Regions from separate parts of the Homo sapiens genome. Here region 1 is linked to region 2. Evidence: chromatin contacts called from ENCODE Hi-C data. All regions are on one chromosome and are shown on one strand. The core of a region is the stretch at or near the end of the contact, and the rest is flanking DNA. Distances in the headings are between cores, read along the strand shown.

Region 1 (5,463 bases), core at 670-3,169, 6.2 Mb after region 2:
GTTGGAACCTTAGTTATCATCTGTAAATAGAGGCAACTACTCTACAACCACCTGGCTGTTAAAATGTCCCAGGCCAGTTATAAAATGTAGTTTGGTCAGGCCAGCTTTTCCCTCCCAGCTGATCTGAAACAGGATAGCCTTTAAAATTGTCGCCCTTCTCTACCTTCCTACTTTCCTTTCACTCATTAAAATCAACCAAAGTTATTTTAAAATGTATGTTAATAATGTGTTCCCAAATAAGCAATGGGTTAAGGACATCTCAGTAATAAGTCTTTGAACACCATCACTTACAGGCTTGACGCACTTGTCCAATTGAAGATAGGTGGGAGATGGATGAAAATGTATACCACATCCAAAATGGCATTTCAAACTATTCTTAGCTACTAAATGAGGGTGCTGAAAGGTCTAACTGAGAAGGCTTCACAAAGGCTGGCCTGAGAAAGAACTTTTCACAAAGCCTAGCTCAAGGAGACTTAAATATCCTTAGCCCTTCATCATTGAAGATTATGGTGACTAATTATCTTCTTCTCTGAATGGGAGAAGAGGGTTATATTCATAAAAGTTTTAAACTGCCTCCCAACGTCCACTCTTCATGGCGGGGAGGGAGGAGAACTTCATGCACTAAACATCCCAGGTTGTTGAAAAGTTCGTTCTAAAACATACACTAGAGATTGAAAATGCTGTTTCTCACCAACTTTCTCTTTCCTTGCTCATTTAATTCTACTTAGTCCCTTTATGCAAATTATTATATTATTATTAGTGGCAATCTACCAGGAACTGCTCACAGTCTATTAAAGACTGTTATTTTCCCTCCCCCTTTTCTTTCTCTTCATTTTCACAAACCCATGAAGCCCATCTTACTGTTGAAGCACCAATGTGCAGTGGCCCAGGCTTGGACCCTCAAGACACCCTCAAGATCCCCCAAAACTATTTACTAACATCTTTGGATCTTCTAAAGCAGATAGGGGCAACTCCCTCCTCACCACCACTATCACTACCACCACAAGCACTACCACCACCACCACACATCTCAAAGAGTAGCCTTGTTTTAGATTACACAGACTTTAAAACTTCAAGAATTCACGGTCCTACCCCTCCTGCTCCCGCCTCAGGGAGTGTGAGTCCCCACCCCAAGCCTAAGCACTTAGCAGAAACCTATCTAGTTATCTGAGATAAGCACTGACATGCATGCTGGGCTAAATGTAGATTTCAGCTTCCCTCGGGTCTTTAGCTCCTCAATGTGATTAATTACCTAGAGACCCACAAGAACCCCAGGAGGTAAAGAAGTAAAAGTACCATCTAGTAGTGGTACCCACTAGCATCTCCTCACCGAAGTAGGACGGGAAAGCAGCGCACACTCTAACCGATTTAACTTGCTGCACATCCAAAAAAACTCATGGCGAGCTGCAAAGAAAGTAGAACACACGGGCATTCCCACACGCGCCTAGATCGATTCACTCACGCCGAGGGCACGACCAAGTTCATGCCACCATGGATTCCTGCCCCAGTTCCCCGCGAAAAGTAACCACGCGTCTCCTACCCCTGAAGGCAAAGAAGACAAGGTGACGACTCTCTGCTCGCTCAAGTGGCTTCGGTCCCGGGCCAGCGGCCAGGGATGGGCAGGGGGGAAGCCCCAACTCCCGGCTGCTCCCCTCCTCGCTGCTCCGTCCGGGCTCTCCTTGGTGGCAGCGGACAGGCAGGATACCGGGCCAGAGGGTGGAGCAGCGGATAGCCGGAGGCGAGACTGACTGGAGGTGGTGGTAGTTGAGGGGGAGGCGGAGAGAACTAAGAGAAGAGGAGGCGAAAGAGAGCGGAGATGGAGGAGTAATTCAGGGGGTCTACCAGTTTAGGCAGCCAGAAAGCTCCTCGGAAGGAAGGGGCGTGACTGCCAAGGCAGCTCCTGGGCAAAGGATGGGAGGTAGGGGAGGGGGACGAACGGGTGGCTTTTCTTCTTGCGGTGAGCGGCTAGGACCGCCCCGGAGCAGGGCGGCGGGAGGGGTGGACGAGGGAGGAAGGCGGAGTAGAGGGCGGGGAAAGAAGGGCGGGAGCCTGCCTGGACCCTGGAAGTGAGGAGTGAGGGGAGCGCGGAAGAGAGGCGGGGCCGGGGGGCGTGGAAGTTTCAAACAATTGAACCGCGGGGTCCGGGAGCTCGGGCGAAAGCAAGGGACCCTCGCTCTCGCCTTCCCACTAGAGGGGCACGACTCGGTTGCCGTAGCCGTGAGAGTCTGCGCGGGGACTGGCTGGGAAGAAGGAAAGGGTTTTGCAAAAGACTACAATAATAATCTGCGGCAACAGCGCGGCATAGACGCGTGGGAGAGCCAGTGCAGCTCCCCGCCCCACTGCGGGAGGAAGAAAAACAAATAATAGAAATGCTGAAAAGCAGCTTCCACCAAAGCCTGCTTAAAATAATGCAGGAAGGAGAAGCGCTCCTTCGTTTTCCTTCCCCTCTTGCTTCCTATTACCAGCAGGCCCCCACCCAGGTCACAGCTCTGCGAGACACCCTCCTTTCTTCCTCCGCTCCCCCGCCCCGGGCGCTTGCCCCCCTCCCGTTGGCGGGCCGCAGAAGCTGAGGGGCGAGGGAGGAGGGGTCGCGGGCGGCGCTCCGCGGAGGCTCCGCCCCTGGGCGGGCTGGGAGCGCCGGCCTGGGCGGAGCGCGTCCCTGAAGCGTAAGTCCCGCCCACCATTCTTTTGCAGCTACCGGTTGGCCCAGCCTGGCCTAGTATACGCTTGCGATTGGGCCCTGGAGTCGCCAGTCTGATCCCTTTGTCCCACCCGCCCTCAAAATTAATAAAACTAAACAAGAGGCTATTGTGTAGTTCTATGTTCTACCCCAGCTACTGCTGGCAAGAGAAAGATGAGACGCTTTATTTCTCAGTCTCATAAAAGAGTGCAACAGTGTGTCGGCCGACTCTGGTACGCCTTTATGTTTATGGCACTGTCCAGCTTTCTGCGAATAGGTAACTTTTCTTCCCCCTTAGTTTATTAAATCAGGAGGGGGGAAAGTACATGAAGTGTCATTGTGGTGTTCTGCTGACTGTGAAAAAAGCTGACATTGGTTAAAAACGAGAGGGTTGAGAACAGCATCCTGGGACACGGAAAATCTACCATTTTACATCTAGAAAAACGAAGGCACAAAGAAACAGTGTCAGGGTAGCAAAATAACATGGAATTTGGAACCAAAGGAAGAATTCATTTGGGGCCCTGGCACTTACTAGCTAATTGTATGACTTCTGTTAAGTGGCTTAACTTCTCAGCCTTAATTTTTCTACCTGTAAGTAAATGCTGTAAGACATGCCCTATTAACTTAAAGGCACTGGTATGAAAATAAAATGTGTGTGAAAACTATAAAGCACTCCACACATGTATGTGTTCCTACTTGTGTGTGAAACATAATGGAGAGTCTTAGATGTGTTAGAGGATCAATATTTTGCTCATCTGTTTTAAGCATTTACATCCAAGGTCGTGTAGGTTTTGTGGCTTTATTTTAAAAAGTCAACTCTTTTCCTACAATTTTGGGGGTGGATATGAAGTTGACTCCCTGCAGTTAGAATAATAAATTACCCCTTTTCTAAGCAGGGTGGGTGAGATTTCTTTTTTAAAGTTCTACAATTTCATGACAACTTAAAGCTATTGTGGTTCTGGTACTGAAAGAGGAAATCATGCTGTGTATCTCCGAAGTGAACTTAAGAAAACAAATATGAAGGAACATTTACCATGGAAACCACCATTCTCTACAGATCCATATTTCCTAGAAAACATTTCAAGTAGGAAGCAAGCCTAAATGTAAACGCCTTGACAGCGCAAGGCCATTATAATGGCTCATGCCAATGAAAGAGTGACATCCAATTCAAGCCTGCCTAATGGGAGCCATCTGGGGGGCCATGGATCAAGGCATGCAAGAGGAAGTGTGCTTAAAGGAAACACTATCACACAGTAAACAGGGGCTCAGAATCCAACTCTGCAGGAAAAGTAGTGGACTATTGCATGTCATGGAGTGTGCAGCATGCTCTGCTAGGAGCTGTGGAAAGATTCAGAAGCAGGAGTGTGCACAAAATGATTCTCGTTATGATTCTGTTTATGTATGAAGTGAGGTTATTTGGGTGATTTTTCATGGAGAAAGTGAGTTTTTGAATGTTCAAAATATGGAGACACCTGGTTTGTGAAGCAAGGAAAGGTTATTTCAGCCTTGTTATTTGGAGTGGACAGGAGAGCTAGATGTGGGGGGGCGGGTATATGCTGCAGGACTACTACCAATCACAGAGGCAAAAGGATATTTGTTAAAATCAATGCTGTCCAAGTGAAAAAAGTTAAACATGCACATGGAAGAATTCAGATAAAACGGTACTGGGCTGGGCACGGTGGCTCACACCTGTAATCCCAGCACTTTGGGAGGCTGAGGCGGGTGGATCACTTGAGATCAGGTGTTCAAGACCAGCCTGATCAATATGGTGAAACCCCTTCTCTACTAAAAATACAAAAATTAGCTGCACGTGGTGGCATGCGCCTGTAGTAGCAGGTACTCGGGAGGCTGAGACAGGATAATTACTTGAACCTGGGAGGCGGAGGTTGCAGTGAGCTGAGATCAGCCACTGAGCTCCAGCTACTCGGGAGGCTGAGACAGGATAATTACTTGAACCTGGGAGGCGGAGGTTGCAGTGAGCTGAGATCGGCCACTGCGCTCCAGCCTGGGTGACAGAGCGAGACTCCGTCAAAAAAAAACCAAAAAACACCAAACAAAAAGGTACTGAAAGACTACAGTGAAAAGTTCTTCTCCACCACTCTGCTCCCATAGTCCCATTCTCTTTATGACTGTATGTCATCTTCCAAATAGATTATTTGCATATTCAAGCATGAGTGCATATTCCCTTTTTGTTCCTTACAAGTGGGATCATTAATCAAGGCACACCTTGCATTTGTTTACTCAACAATGTATTTGAAATATTCTTCCATCTCAGGATAACTATGTTTACCTTATTTATTTTATTATAACTCAATATTCTATTGCATAGCTGTGCCAAAATTCCTTTACTCATCCCCTTATTAAATGGGGATTTGGGAGACAGACACGGTGGTGGCACACGCCTATAGTTCCAACTACTAGGGAGGTTGAGGGAGGAGAATCCCTTGAGGCCAGGAGTTCAAGGTCAGCCTGGTCAACATAGCAAGACTCTATCTCTAAAAAAAATGGAAGCAAATTTGGGCTATTTCCCATCTTTTGCTACTACGGAAGATGCTATTTAAAAAAATCCTGGTAACAAAGGCCTGGTGGCTCATTTGTAGTATGCCTGCCCCTAGCCTTGAAGTTGCCTTCAAAACACTTTTCTAACATGCTTTCCTTTCCCCACAGCGACTTATACTGTGGAGCAATGGAATTGGAGCAATGGAAACCTCTAAAACACTTAATTCGTTTAACATCCGCTCCTCAAACCCTGCTTGGGCATTACTCTTCTCCAAATTTTGATG
Region 2 (5,488 bases), core at 299-2,798:
GGTGATACAGAGAAGAGAAAGATTATCCTAGACTGAATTGGTGAGGGGAGGCATCATGAAGGAAGTGGGGTTCAAGACTAAGTGTCATGTCACTCCTTTGCTCATAATAGAAGAAACCCTGCTACCTCTCTGACCTCACCTCCTACCACTCTCCCCCTCGCCCCTCCACTGCGGCTGATTGGCTTATGCATTTCCTTGAAAATATCAAGTATGCTTCTGTCTCATGGAATTTATTCTTCTTGTTTTCTCTGATTCAAGTGCCATTCCCCTAGATATCCACATAGCTCACTTCCTCACTTCCTGCACATCTCTGTTCTGTTCAGTCTCTTACTAGAGAACCTTTCTGTAATCATACTTTTTATAAAATATTAACTCCTGTTCCCTCCACTTTATTTCCCCTTACTATGTTTTTTGGTCTCCCTAGCAAGGCTATACCCTGCCCAGACCAGACACTCAAGAAATCTGTATAGAATGAGTAAATTAGTTAAGTATTAATAACGGCAGGGCTCTTTAGCCCAAGCAATGAGAAGAAACTTGAGGGAAGGACCCTGACTACAGTTATCCCCAGTGGCCTAAAACAGTGCCTACCTCATATAGAGACTTCATAAATAGTGAATAAAGAATGATAAAATAGAGAGCCAAAGGAAATTAGTATAAACAAAATCAGCTCATAACCATCTTAAAAAGTATTCTTAGAACAATTACTCCCTTCTATGTATACTGGATCTAAGTACATCTATTAAATATTTTATCCTTAATTTTTACTATTCTTATCAGCTTTTTCACTTTACATTCGTTCCTGATATATGCCTTGCATTAAACAAACAAACATTAAACAAAGTTTCTGAAATCTCTACCCTAGATGTATATTAGGCCAGGTATTATATTAAAACTAGCTGCATTTTAAGAAGTCTAATCTAAAGGCAGCCCTTTACAAGCCAGTTCTAGTTTTCTATTTTCATTTGCACTTAAACACTAATTCACCCACCCTACACTCAGGGAGCCACTACAGATAATTATGCTAATGCTAATCGCAATAGCAGCTAATGTTTACTGAGGACTTTTTGTGCTAGAGTCTGTCCTGGAGGCTCTGCATAAATTATCTGGTTTTGTTCATACTACAGGAAACCCATGTTATAACATTAACATATGTTAACCAACTCTAAATTACTTTCTGTTCCTGGCCCAAAGCCCAAACCCCCAAATCCCTGAGCTTTGACTCTGCACCCTGATTCTTGCCACTTTCTCTTTTCCCTTGCCTCTAGGCATCCTCCTTTCCAGGGGACCACAAGCGCTCTCCCCCTCCCTCTTTGAGAACCATGACAACCACCGATTCCCCCTCCCCTTCCCCTGTCATCCCTCCCCCAGACGGCAACCCGGCGGGCACAAGGTCGGACGACCTGCTACGTAACTCGCGCGTGTGACTGCCTAGTAACAGTGTCTCGAGTCGGAAGCGCTCGGAGCGAGGGGCGGGGTGGGAGAGCTGGCGCGCGCACGCGTAAAGTCTTTGCAGCCTCGCTACGGGGCGGAGTCTTGCCTGTCAGCAGGGGCAGAGTAGCGATCGTCGCCAAAGCGCGCGGTTTTATTTCTCTCCGCTTTGGACGGGGCAAACTAGCTTTTGGGAGTGAAGCGGGTACGCAGTTATCCAACAATGTCTGGTGAGTCAGGACAGCCTGAGGCTGGTCCCTCACATGCAGGGCTAGATTGGCCGAACCCTGAGAGGAATCGGGCTGGGGTCCCGGGAGGGGTGATCCGAAGAGCTGGTTCCCAAGGGCCCAGGTCCTGGATCCAAAAGGTTCTTGAGCAGATTATGGACTCACCTCGCCAGTGTGTCACCCCCTCGGAGGTGGTGCCTGTAACTGTGCTGGCCGTCCAGAGGTACCTGTTAGAGGATGAGCCACGCGACACGGTGCCCAAGCCTCCCCTTTATTGCTATGATGTGACGATCTCAGATGGGGTGTACCAGGAGAAGTGCTACCTGGACCCCAGCTTGAACTCTCTCGTATATCAAAATATTCTTAAAGTTGGCATTCAAATGAGAATTTCCAGGGTCTCATGTCTTTACAATGAGAAAAGGATAGGCCAGGGGATCCTGTGCATAGATAACGTCCACTGTGGGGAGACTTCAGACAGTATTTCTTTAGAAACTCCCTTCAGAAATAGAGCGCACCAGGAGAAACCAGAGAGGCCTTTAAGAGGCGGGAAGAGTCATTACCTGGCGCTGTGGAATAACGAAGATCCCTATGGAGATATCTGGTTAACAGACAAGCAACCTGAGGAACACAACTTTAGCGGTAAGTGTTTGGAAAGAACGGCAGAGGGTTTTAAAAAAAATAGTTTTCAGGAGCTTGCGTGAACGGGAAAGGAAATGAAAATGCTTTTGTATTGTTAATTACAAGCCAGGAGTGGTAGGTAGACAAGTTTTCTTAAATGACCAAGGGATGCTCAATGAAATTTGCACAGCCAGTGGTTTTTGTTGGTGTTTTTTGTTTGTTTGTTTCTTTGATTGCAAAAGTGGCCAATTCAGGAAGTGTGTTTGACTACATCTTAAAATTCAGTCTGGCAAACGTACTGATGTGGGAGTCAGTATTCCTCATACGTTCGTTACATGTTTGATTGTGGTGGAATTAATCTTAGTTTTATTCCCAATCCAGTTGTGGAAATAGTACGTTGTGTCGGTTGAAGAGCTTATAGATTTGAATTTAGCATAAAGGTTGTAAAAATTTGCGGGTTTGCATGTTTTAATCTTCATTCAAAAAGGATGCTCCGTGATGTATTCCTTAATACTTTACATTGATTGAAACGCCGTGTAACAGTTATGTAAATATCACCTTTTAACGGTGTGATTTTTATGGGAAGGCTTGACATTCTCATTTTCTTGTTTCTTATTACTCACCACAAAGAGTACTGATCTGGGAACTTCAATTTTTCTGTATCAGAAGTAGGAAGTTAGCTTGAAAACACTAGCTTGCCATCAGCAACTGCTCTAAAATACGTTTTTTTTCTCTAACAGATGAAATTAAGGGGAATGATAGTACTGTAGGCATGAACACGTTTGAAATGGGGAAAGAAATAAAATGCAAAAAATAAAATAAGAGAAAGTACTGGAAGGAGAAAGACTATAATTTTCTACATTACTGCTTTTCAGTCCCTTTTACAATGTTGTCACAATGCTAAATCACGGATAATCTTACTGTGACGTGTAAGAGCAACAAACTTGAAAGTAAAAGAATAACTAGCTCAAAAACCATGCAATTATAGTCACATCCAGTTGTAAGGAAAAAAGATGTTATAGAAATGTGTAGGTAAGGATATTTTAAATAACTAAATTTTAAAAAGCAAGATAGCTATTTCAGGGATGAAAAAATGGAGTGATTTTATCTCAAGTGTGAAATAAGGCAGTAGTGCATTACTACTCTAAATGTTGATCACTTTAATTTTTAGAATTGAATATGTAAATGAAAAACTGGTGCCCTACAAGAAAAGTTGAGGGGATTAATACTTTGTAAAATGTATTTTGTCGTAATATCTATTCATTCATTAAAACCATATTTATAATACAAAAGGCAATGTCTGTATGCCAAAATAAAACCCAATCTGTATATTTGAAAGTATATTGTGTTAGAAATATACCACCAAAGTATAGTAAAATGTTAGTGATAAAATCTAGGAAGTGGGCATATTGATGTTCACTGTAAAATTTATTCAGTTTTGCTATATGTTTCAAATTGTTAATAATAAAATATTAGGGAGAAGTGAAAGACCTCTTTCACCTTCCCTAGTGCCTTCACCTTTCTTCTAAAAATCTCAAATTGTCAGCAGTTTGTTGTGTATTTTTTTAAAAAAAAGGAATTAATGTCGCATTGTGTGATTTGCTATTTCCACTGAACACATCTCAGGCATCTTTCATGTACATCTGTACATACAATATTCCATAGCATGGGTGTGCCATAATTTCTATAATCATGCCCATGTGAATAGGTAATTTGTAGTTTTAGGCACTTATTAGTGTTTTAGTATTACATACAATGATAAGCATCATTAGAATGTACACATATTTTTGTTTACTATGTTCAAGCATTGCTGTTGAACGGCTTCCTCTGGCGAAATTGCTGGCTTAAAAGGTATTTAATTTTTTTAATTTTGTGGATATAGACAGATCATCTTCTGAAAAGGTTGTACTAATTTACATTTACCAACATACATATGAGAATGCCCATTTCCCCATATCTTACTATTTTTAAATACATCTTTTGACATTTTTCTAATTAATTTATAGGATTCCTTTGCTAATGGGTATTAAAATTTTGTCTGCTATATACTGCAAATTATTTTCTTTCATTCTGTTCTTTTTCTCTTAACTTTGTTTATGGCACACGTTTGTGCTTTTGAAACTTTTCATTAAAGTTTACCTTGTACACAGTAAAAAAAAAAGGTTTTAAAAATACAGCTTGATAAATTTTCACGTACATATACCTGTGTAACCATCACCCCCCTCCCTTTAAGATATAGAACATTTCTGTATCTTGTTACCCCAAAAGTCTCCCTCATGCCTCCTCCTGGTCAGTACCCTATCTGAAGGGTAACACATATTGTAACCTCAAATATAGCTTTTAAAAATAGAAGTTAGCCTGTGCCACACCCTCCTGCCTAAATCTCTCAGGTGGCTCCCATTGCATTTAGGCAGCAACCCAAACTCTACCGGGGTCTGGAAGGCAGGCCGTACTGCGGAGGATGGCGAACTTTCAGTAAAGAGCCAAACAGTAAATCTTTTTGTCTTTCCAGACATGATCTCTGTCACAACCATTCACTTTTGCCATTGTATATGGAAAGCAGCCACAAGCGGTATGTAAATGAATGGGTCTGGCCGTGTTGCAATAGAACTTCATTTACAAAAACAAGCAACAGGCAAGATTTGGCTTGTGGGCTGTATAATTTGCTGACCCCTGCCCTACAGAATCCCTTACTCACCTCTCGAATCTCTAACCCCCCTCCTCCACCATTTTGTTCTAGCAACCAGCCTTCTTTTTGATCCTCAAACCTCCAGTCTTTTTCCTGCACTTGCTTTTTCCTCTTTCTGGAAAGTTTCTTCCCATCTTCCAGTTTCAGCTCAAATAAAAACATTTTAAAAGTGCCTTTTAAATAAATATTTCCTCCCCCATTTATTCTTATTATACCACCTTGCAAATGATCTTCATAGAATCATAGCATTCTGAAATTATTTTCTTTAGCTGTTTTTCTTTCCTCTCTTACATTTTTATAAGATCCACAACTCTTTTTTTTTTTCATTTCTGTGGGCCATATCTTACAGCTAGAACAATGACTGGCACATAGTAGGCATTCAGTATTTGTTGAATAAAAGAATGAATGAAATAAATTGATGTTTTTACTAATGTTGAGCCACTTTTGAATTCCCACTTGGTCACGATTATTTTTACATCTGTCTAAGTGAATTTGGTCTACAGATTTGGTTTTTATTTTTGTTTTT

The links. Hi-C counts contacts between places; a loop is a spot of excess contacts on that map. Pooled maps may share reads with other maps.
Region 1: a loop to region 2 is called in a map of B cell, with 29 times the contacts of the local background. The contact joins the promoter of AMOT here to the promoter of RADX in region 2. A Hi-C loop is called at or near these places in 2 of 168 maps with a recorded cell type or tissue (B cell and CD8-positive, alpha-beta T cell) and 5 of 50 pooled maps.

The regions. Positions count from the first base shown.
Region 1 is chrX:112,838,912-112,844,374 of GRCh38, forward strand. It overlaps AMOT (angiomotin), which reads right to left and starts at 1,920. Exons shown (of 14, transcript NM_001113490.2): 1 at 1,541-1,920. LOC107985651 (a long non-coding RNA gene) reads left to right here and starts at 2,815. Exons shown (of 3, transcript XR_001755993.2): 1 at 2,815-2,957; 2 at 5,348-5,463. RefSeq lists a silencer at 2,426-2,765.
Region 2 is chrX:106,610,430-106,615,917 of GRCh38, forward strand. It overlaps RADX (RPA1 related single stranded DNA binding protein, X-linked), which reads left to right and starts at 1,549. Exons shown (of 14, transcript NM_018015.6): 1 at 1,549-2,294. The coding sequence starts at 1,652. RefSeq lists enhancers at 1,544-1,733, 1,774-2,113.